Linked DNA regions of Homo sapiens: region 1 is linked to region 2. Evidence: read pairs that join two places in POLR2A ChIA-PET (ENCODE). Cell type or tissue: PC-3. All regions are shown on one strand. Region 1 overlaps CBFA2T2 (CBFA2/RUNX1 partner transcriptional co-repressor 2). Region 2 overlaps CBFA2T2 (CBFA2/RUNX1 partner transcriptional co-repressor 2).

Evidence for each region. ChIA-PET counts read pairs that join two places held together with the same protein. Peaks named below come from ENCODE experiments on the same cell type or tissue, not always from the same donor. Only the 100,000 strongest peaks of a DNase experiment are listed, where the experiment ranks them.
Region 1: POLR2A ChIA-PET joins it to region 2 with 11 read pairs; 5 of 35 experiments call an interaction of 5 or more read pairs at or near these places.

Annotation. Positions count from the first base shown.
Region 1 is chr20:33,616,511-33,621,510 of GRCh38, reverse strand. It overlaps CBFA2T2 (CBFA2/RUNX1 partner transcriptional co-repressor 2), which reads right to left. Exons shown (of 11, transcript NM_001032999.3): 4 at 1,905-1,994. Among named protein-coding and RNA genes, the nearest start is that of C20orf144, 43 kb to the left of the region's middle. In PC-3, no CTCF peak of the experiment used is centred here; no DNase peak of the experiment used is centred here.
Region 2 is chr20:33,559,391-33,564,390 of GRCh38, reverse strand. All of the region lies in intron 1 of CBFA2T2 (CBFA2/RUNX1 partner transcriptional co-repressor 2), which reads right to left. Among named protein-coding and RNA genes, the nearest start is that of CBFA2T2, 72 kb to the right of the region's middle. RefSeq lists an enhancer at 1,934-2,228. In PC-3, no CTCF peak of the experiment used is centred here; a DNase peak (open chromatin) is centred at 2,090; H3K4me3 peaks cover 706 bases; H3K27ac peaks cover 797 bases.

The DNA.
Region 1 (5,000 bases), 57 kb before region 2:
GACAATATGGTCGCTACTATTAATAGTCTCTACTATAAATACAAAAATTAGCCGGGTGTGGTGGCGCGTGCCTGTAGTCCCAGCTACACTGGAGGCTGAGGCAGAAGAATCGCTTGAACTCGGGAGGCAGAGGTTGTAGAGCCGAGATCGCGCCACTGCACTCCAGCCTGGGCAACAGGGCGAGATTTTGTCTCCCCAAAAAAAAAAAAAAAAAAAAAAAAAAGGCAGTAAAATTAAAGGTATTATAGAGATACTCATAAAAGAGAGAAAACAAATTTCCATAAATATTGACAAAATTCAAAATACAGTAACAATTGAATACAGTTTTTCTGTTAAATGATTCTAATCAAATCAACACCAGAGAAAACCAAATCCAGGTGCGCAGATAGAATAACTATCTTGTATTCTGTAAAAACGTCAAGATCACAAAGAGCTGAGTAACTGTGCCAGATTAAAGTGGACTAAAGAGACGTGACAACAAAATGCAATGGGTGATCCTGAGTCAGATCCAGAACTATGCTCCCTCCCAAGTTTTTCTTTGTTGTAAAAGACATTAGTGGGACATGTGGTGAAATATGAATAAGGTCTATAGGTAACAGTGTTGTATGAATGTTACTTTCCTGATTTGATACCTGTATTTAAGTATTTAGATGTATAATGTCTGCAGCTTACTTTTCTTTTTTGAGACAGAGTCTTGTTCTGTCACCCAGGCTGGAGTGCAGTGGCACAATCTTGGCTCACTGCAACCTGCACCTCCCAGGTTCAAGCAATTCTCCTGCCTCAGCCTCGTGAGTAGCTGGGACTACAGGCATGTGCTAATTTTTTCTATTTTTAGTGAAGACAGGGTTTCACCACATTAGTCAGGCTGGTCTCTAACTCCTGACCTCAGGTAATCTGCCTGCCTCGGCCTCCCAACGTGCATGGATTATAGGCGTGAGCCACCACACCCGGCCTTGCGGCTTACTCTTAAATATTTCTTTTTTTATTCTTTATTTTATTTTATTTTTGAGAATGTCTCACTCTGTCACCCAGGCTGGGGTGCAGTGGCACAATGTCAGCTCACCTGCTTCCTCTGCCTCCCAGGTTCAAGTGATTCTCCTGCCTCAGCCTCCCAACTAGCTGGGACTACAAGCGCCTGGCTATTTTTTTTTTCTATTTTTTTTTGGCAGAGACGGGGGTTTTGCCATGTTGGCCAGTCTGGTCTTGAACTCCTGAGCTCATGCAATCCACCTGCCTTGGCCTCCCAAAGTGCTGGGATTATAGGTGTGAACCACCGTGACTGGCCAAAAGCTGTTTAGAAGATTTTATTCCATGTAAATATAACATATATAACATGGCCTCATTTCATTTATCATGTAAGCATGATAATGCAGAACAATCTCTCCAAAAGTTATGCTCCAGAGAACATTATTGCAGAAGACATCTTTAGAAACTAGACTATCTGGGGTTCGGGGAGACACAAACACTGTCTTCCTACATCGTCTCCTGACCTTAGAGTAAGTCTAAACTGCAAAGACCTTGCCTTTTGTCTGACAGCCTCTCAGACAACACTCTTCACACTCTGACTATACCCAAAGGATTAGTGACCAGTTATTTCTTCTGCTAGGACCTCAGCCTCCCTTCCACTTTCACACTTCCAGCCCAAGCACCTCCTATTCTCTCCTATGCTAGCTACTTCTATGTGTTAGCAGCAGTGTCTGCACACAGACCACAACTTAAGGCTTTTGCAATTCTCATCTCATTAAACCTGACGTTTATCTGTTAACTGCACTCAGACCTCTCTACCAGCCCAAAATAAAGATCTAAAAACGTGGCAAGCGGCTCTGATTTAAATCACGTAACAGGGATTAGCAGAATTTGAGGAAATATTCAAGATAAATTATATTCAGTAATTATCAAATTACCTTGAGAAATGGAATCACAAAAGGACGAAGGGGAAAGTTTGTGGCTTCTTGGAGCTTACAGTGGAATTCCTCAATTGTCACTGTTGAGTTCTGAAAAGATAAATAACCTTGTTCAACTTCCAAAACTGGACTTCCAAAACTTATAGTGCCAAACTCTTCTTTTTTTTTTTTTTTAATGTTATTTATTTATTTATTTATTTGAGATGGAGTCTTGCTCTGTTGCCCAGGCCAGAGCGCAGTGGCGCGGTCTCGGCTCACTGTAACCTCCACCTCCTGTGATCTCCTGACGGTGAACTCCTGACTTTGTGATCCACCCGCCTCGGCCTCCTAAAGTGGTGGGATTACAAGGGAGAGCCACCGCGCCCGGTCTTTTTATTTTGTTTTTTAAATGTTTAGTAGAGATGCAGTCTCGCTATGTTGTCTAGGCTGGTCCTGAACTCCTGAGCTCAAGCTATCTTCCTCCCTCAGCCTTCCAAAGTGTTGGGATTACAGGGGTGAGCCACCGTGCTCAGCTGCTAAAGACTTTTAAATCATAAGGAAAAGGATAACTGCAGGAACATCATCAGGAACTCAGACGCCTGGCAAAGGTAAACCACACTGGTTTCTTATGACAGAAACCCTCCTTGATTCCCTTCACCACCACCAAATTCTCCCCTTTGCCCAGCAGCCTAGGCTGCAGAATAGGGCACTGCCTTTCTCACTACCCATGAAGAGAGGCACTCTGATCCCTGATATTGAGGGGTTCATTGCAAGTCACTTCAGGAACAGGCAATCAAGCTTACAATGTTTCCTGTTACAGAGATAATGACTTGGCCTAGGATGTCAACTCTAAGACATTTTGGACTCAGTAACCCAGTGTCACATTTTTTCAAAAGTTCATTTCTTTTTCCAAGTTCTGCCCCCTACCTCCTGGCATAACTTCCCCCAAATCTTCAAACAAACAAACAAACAAACAAACAAACAAAAACCACCAGAAGCAAAAGAAAAAAGAATAGTTGCCTTCTACCTTCAAGTGGCCTGTATGCATTATGCATACCAGAATAACTCCCAACCGGCAAACCCCCATTGGTAAGTTATCACTGTTCTCTAAAAGGTGGACGTCCTCTGTGTTTTCCCAAAAGTCTAGGCCTCAAATTAGGAATGAGACTCAGCAACTCTGCTAAGGGGAATGAACAAATAAAAATATTTTCTTCAAAGTTCACACAATATTTGTATTTCAATTGCCGATAACACTGTATGATAACAAATTAAAACAAACGAACAAAATGAAATATGGGGATTATTCTGAATCCCTGCTTGCTCCCCAGAAAGAGCTATAACATTTCTAGGAATTTACTTTTAGAAACTTTGTAAGTGTTCAAAAACATAGTATGTAACATGCAACTTACCCCCACGCTATCACAATATATTTTCCTAACAAAAAAAAAAAAAAAGGAAAATATATAGATCTACCAACAGAAAGCTACATTAAAATTACAAGAGTCATGTATCAGAATGCTTATGCAGGGAGGGGGTAGAGCAGATTTGTACGCATTAAGGCAGAAAAGGTACCTACAATACTGTTAAGTGAAAAACCAGAAACAGAACATTATATTTTCTAAGAATCCACTTACAAAAATAACACACATGCATATTATATCATATATTTAATGCCTGGGAGAATAATCACAATAACAGTTATTTCTGAGTGTGCAATTATGTTGGATTTTCCAAATATATCATATTTATTATTCGGTAAACATTAAGACATTTTCCTTCAGGGAAAAGGGGTATGTCCAATTTAAACATATTAAAGGAAAATGTTTGAACACTTTCCCACATTTCATACCAAAAAAATTCTTTTAAAGTTAACGTTATATCTGTTTTAAGTATATGACATTTGCACAATACAGCAAAAGAAACCTGTAATTCTGGTAATCAGGAATAAAAACTAAGTGTAAGAGAATGACACTCTTTTATATCTACTGCAAGGGAAGCAATCAGGTCTTGAAAAGCAAACACAAATAGATTAAATGTATGGAAGGGCTACATGAATGATTTTAAGTATACTTGTGGGTAGACAAGGGGAAAGGATGGATTGTGTGACACAGGGAAATAGTGAGTTAGGCCAGAGAAATGGACTCAGGTTTACATACATAGTGGATATAGGGCAGTCCTGTATGAGAGGGATAAACACCTTCCTCCTTCAGCTAGTTTATAAAACCTTATTTTATATTAAGAGCATAATTGTTTGTTTCTTCCCCTCAAAGATCTCATAGTCTAGTGGGAAAAGAGGCAACTAAGCTATTCATTACAGTATGATGGAGGTACACATGTACAGGACACTACTGACTCACAGAGAAGACGTATTTGCTTAAAAATTTTTTTTTTTCAGAGATAGGGTCTAGCTCTGTCACTTAGGCTGGAGTGCAGTAGCATGATTATAGCTCACTGCAACCTTGAACTCCTGACCTCGTGATCCGCCCACCTTGGCCTCCCAAAGTGGTGGGATTACAGGCGTGAGCCACCGTGCCTGGCCATGCCCAGCTAATTTAAATTTTTTTTTTTGTAGAGGAAGGAGTCATGCTACATTCCCCAGGCTGGTCTTAAGCTCCTGGCCTCAAGTCGGCCTGGGCCTTCCAAATTCTGGGATTATGGGTGTTACCTGGCCAGAGAAGATATATTTGAATCAAACTTAGGGGGACAAGGATTTCTGTACATCAGTGTTGTCCTTGAGGAAACTGAAATGCAGCTTTGGGAAAGATGTGTCAGAGCAGAGAGAAGAACGTTGAGAGGTAAGATGCTGAGGGAATCTGGTCTCTGGATTTCAAGGGCAACACTTATACTCCAATGTATCCTCTATTCAGCTTTCTCCAATGCTTACATCTTTTTTTTTTTTTTGAGACACAGTCTTGTTTTGTCACCCATGCTGGAGTGCAGTGGTGTGATCTCAGCTCACTGCAACCTCAGCCTCCCAGGTTCAAGTGATTCTTGTGCCTCAGCCTTCCAAGTAGCTGGGATTACAGGTGTGCACTGGCACTCCTGGCTAATTTTTGTATTTTTAGTACAGATGGGATTTTGCCATGTTGACCAGGCTGATCTCCAACTCTTGACCTC
Region 2 (5,000 bases):
CTACTTGGGAGGCTGAGGCAGAATAGCTTGAACCCGGGAGGTGGAGGTTGCAGTGAGCCGAGACCGCGCCACTGCACTCCACCTGCGCGACAGAGTGAGACTCCATCTCGGAAAAAAAAAAAAAAGAAAGAAAAAGAAAAAAGTCCCCTCCACCTCAAGAAATCTGACTATAAAATTGAAGGAAGAAATTGAAGAGTACTATACTGTCCACTTAATTACCCAATTAATATAAATAAAGGCTGAAGAACTTTAAGGAATAAAAATATTTTTTAAAGTTTCTATTTGAGAAATGGTAGAATTTTTGCGTGACTTGTAATACACGGGGGAAAAACAATTTTCCAGCGGGAGGTCGCGGAGTGGGGGGAACAATTTCAACAGTGTCGTCACAAAGCAGTACAATTCAGTACCTCACTCCTGCTTGTTGACTTTTTCAAAGTTCTTCTGTTCTGGTATAGTTTGGCAAATATAGCATAGAACATTTAGAATAGATGCAGACAATCTGAGACGAGTACAGCAAGAGGAAGGGCGCCCTGAAAACTAGAACTACAGGCCAGACCCATTCTTGCCCAGGAGCTGAAGTTAAAAATGCAAGGGGTTTAGGAATCTATCGCAGCAAAAAAAGTGAACATCTAGAACTCTTGAAACCAACTTGTATGCTTTCTATGTGCCAGACAAATTTCCCCAATAACAACATCAGTCAGGAATTACACAAAATAGAGATTCAAAGAGAACAGTGGCTTGCTTGAGATTACAGAACTAGTAAATAATGGGTACACAGTTTGTGTAACTCCCAAACTCATGTTCTTTCCATAGAACATGGAAAGGAAGCCTAGATTCGAAGGCCTCAAAAACATGAATACAATGTATGGAAACAGTAAAAAGTGGCCAGGTGCAGTGGCTCATGCCTGCAATCCCAACACTTTGGGAAGCTGAGGCAGAAGGATCACTTGAGCCTAGAAGTTTAAGAGACTAGTCTGGGCAACACAGTGAGACCCATCTCTATTTCTTATATATAAGAAATAGCAAAAATCTAAAATAGGCATCACAAACTAACCAGGACTACAGAACACAGTACGTAGTTATATGCACATGAATTTATTGCATCACAAAACTACCCCAAACTCACAATTCAAGTCAGATTCATTGATGTTATTTATTTTATATGTAGCAAGAAAACAGAAGAAAACAGCATAGGAGCAAAATGTAAATGAAAAACTGTTAGATATATCTAAAACGAAGAGATGCTGTTAGTTTTGCTTCAACCTCTTTTAGTTATAATTTGCCTGCATATACTGAAATAAAATCTGACAATAGAAAAGAGCGTTTTATGAGCCATCTTTTTAATATGGCCTATTTGTATTATGCATACTAAAGGGGAAAAAAATTCCCTCTAAACATCACAGAACAATCCAACGTGGAAAACCTTACAGAAATATTTGTGGGACTACTTTTCTAGCTGTAGAATTCATATACTACATCTAATTATTAAGTAAACCTTGCATTCAAAAAAGCATGACATTCAAATATAAGGTTGGCAACAGAAAAATAGAAACATAAATAAAATGAAGCATTAAAATAAAACTGAGTAGAAAGGCTGAACTCTTGTATCAAATACCAAGAAACATTCATATCATCGTAATTTGAAAGAAGTAAAAAGCTTTGAAAGGCAGAGAATTGTGCACTTTAACCCCCAAAACTATATTAAAATGTACTTACCCCAAATGCCCAAATTATAAACAATCCAGATTCTTAAATACACCAAATTTATTTGAAATAGATATTCCAAAGCTCCTCTTTTTCTCCTCCTAATCTTCAAAGCTCAATCGGAGACCAGCCTTCCTCCTCCTTTCATTAGCTGGACATGTGTCAGCTCTCTCACATCTGCGATTTCTCACTGACTAGAGCTGCCTGTCCCATTCCAGGGAAACACAGATGGATCCCAGATGGGAAGGTCCTGCCAAACAGACCAGCTCTTCACCTTGCCAGAATCCCCAGATACAGTCAGTCTCTCTCTTTTTCTCCCTCCCTCCTGCTTCCTCTCTCTCCACTACCCTTCCAACCCTCCCTGTTACCAGGGCTCTTTGCCAGCTGATGTCACTAAGTACACACCTCCCAGTGGCTCCTGGCCAATCTGACATTAACTTGTTAAATACGTGTAATTTGTTTATGGCTGACAATAACAGCAAGGATATTGTGCAAAACCTATCTGTGCAAATCCCTAGTGGAATAACACGTAGAGACACACAGAGACACACAGACTCACATTTTTGGGAACATTCAAATGTTTAGCAATTACCATTTAAAGTCCTATATACTGTCTGGTTTCTGCTATTGTTTAATAGCTTCTGTTTTTTGAGCCAGTTTTTAAATCCTAATATAACAAATTCCTTCTTAAAATCAATTATTAAAAATATGTTTTGAACATATAATTGGATGAAAAATATAAAGTTGCAAATTAATTTGGGGAATATAAACAGAAATGTATGTAAATGATTCACACAAGCTGCCTCTCAGATCCAGACTTGGTAGCACTGCAAAACTGGCACGTGATTAAAATAAGACAATGCAGGCAACATGGTTCTGATGCTGTAAAGATTATAAATGGAAGATGGGGACACAATGCAAAATTGTTTTAAAACAGAGCAAATATAAATGTCAGAAATAACATAATATTTAACATTAAAATAACTGCTAATATAAGTGTCAACAATGAGTCGCCAAAATAAAAAATATTTTAAGAACAATAACAATGAAAATCCAGAGAGATGACAGAAACCCATAAGGTCAGAGTTTAATCCTTTATACCTCAAAGAGCTAGCATATAATAGCTGCTCAGTCAATTTCTGCTAAATAAAAATCGAAGGTTGACAACTGATACCATACTATAGTTACACAAAATGGTACCACTGGGGCAAATTGAGTGAAGGGTCCAACGGACCTCCCTGTACATTTTTCATTATAACTTCCTGTGAATCTACATTTTAAAATAAAAAGTTAAAAGATTGTGGGTGGTGGTAGCCAGGTGCAGTGACTCACACCTGTAATCCCAACACTTTGGGAGGCCAAGGTGGTCAGGTCGCTTGAGCTCAGGCGTTTGAGATCAGCCTGGGCAATTTTGGGAGGCCAAGGTGGTCAGGTCGCTTGAGCTCAGGCGTTTGAGATCAGCCTGGGCAACACAGTGAGACCCCATCTTTAAAAAAGAAAAGAAAAAGAAAGGCCAGGCACTGTGGCTCACACCAGTAATCCCAGCACTTTTGGAGGCCGAGGCAAGCGGATCACAAGCTCAAGAGATCAAGACCATCCTGGCCAACATGGTGAAACCCTGTCTCTACTAAAAACACAAAAATTAGCTGGGCGTGTTGGTACGCACCTGTAATCCCAGCTACTCGGGAGGCTGAGGCAGGAGAATTGCTTGAACCCGGGAGGTGGAGGTTGCAGTGAGCTGAGATCATGCCACTGCACTCCAGCCTGGTGACAGAGCGAGACTCCGTCTCAAAAAAAAAGCAAAAGCAAAAGCAAAAAAAGATGGCCAGGGGAAGGCGGGGGTCTTGGCTTCTTCCTGGGTCACATTACATGACACATATCCTATACTAAAATCTACATGAATACAGATTCGGCATGAAAGATCCCCTGCATATATATATATATAGTCAAACAGGTGTGGTTATAATTCTCTAACCCTTAACCTTCTACCATACTTGGGATATATCTGCAATCTGTAAACAATATTTCTGTCATGGCAATTTTTGACAAATAGGAAGGAAGGCTATTTCTGTCAAGGGCAACTTAATTACTAGGTTTTAGGGCTTCATTTCATACCAGTGATGGTGGTAATAATAGTAACACCAGCAGGTTCAGTGTTTGTCATGTGTACTCACTAAGTGTCAGAGACTATTCTAGTTCCCTGCATTGCTACAAAGGTCCTATGTTAAAGGGCCTATAAGGTAGGTATTATTGTCTCAAAGTTATAGCTAAGGAAAGTAATGTTCAAACAAGTTAATGCCACATAGCTAGTGTCAGCATCAGGTTGTCTGAATTCACAGCTAGAGCACTACACCCCACTGCTGACAAGAAAATGAATCCAAAGATGCTGCTGGCTGTCTTGGATCACTTGTTCTCAAGGAAGCCAGCTACCATGTTGTGAAGACACTCAAGCAGTCCTAAGAGCCTTCCACATGGGGAGAGACTGAGACATCTTGCCAATAGCCGGTATCAAATTGCCTACAATGTAAGTAAGCCATCTTGACAGCAGACACCAAGCCACTACCATCGAACTAAGGCACCTCAGAATTATGACCCATACAAACCATGTGAGGTGATAAATACTGTTATTTAAAAAGGAAAACAAGGTGGGTCTTTCACTTCTAGCACTCAGATTATGGATCCTAAATAGCATTTTCCAATAAAAGGAAGCAGAGCTCTTCAGGAAAATAGTCAACTCCAGGTATAGGGCAGAAAATGTACAAAACTTGTCATAACAGAAAGCAATCAGGCCATCAATCACTTCTGGAGTTATGTCCCAAGGACTCAGAGAGAGTTAATGTGAAGAGGCTCCCACTAACAAAGATGGGGTAATTTGAGGAGCAATAAAAAATGACCACAATTGGCCAGGCGCAATGGCTCACGCCTGTAATCCCAGCACTTTAGGAGGCCAAGGTGGGTGGATCACAAGGTCAGGAGATCAAGACCATCCTAGCCAACACGGTGAAACCCCGCCTCTACTAAAAAATACAAAAATTAGCTGGGTGTGGTGGTGGGCGCCTGTAATCCAAGCTACTTGGGAGGCTGAGCCAGGAGAATGGCTTGAACCCAGGATGCAGAGGTTACAGTGAGCCAAGATCATGCCACTGCACTCCAGGCTGGTGACAGAGGAAGACCCTGTCTCAACAACAACAACAACAACAAAAATCACAATTGGGCCAGGAGTGGTGGATCACACCTGTAATCCCAGCACCTTGGGAGGCTGAAGTGGGCAGATCGCCTCAGGTCAGGAGTTCCAG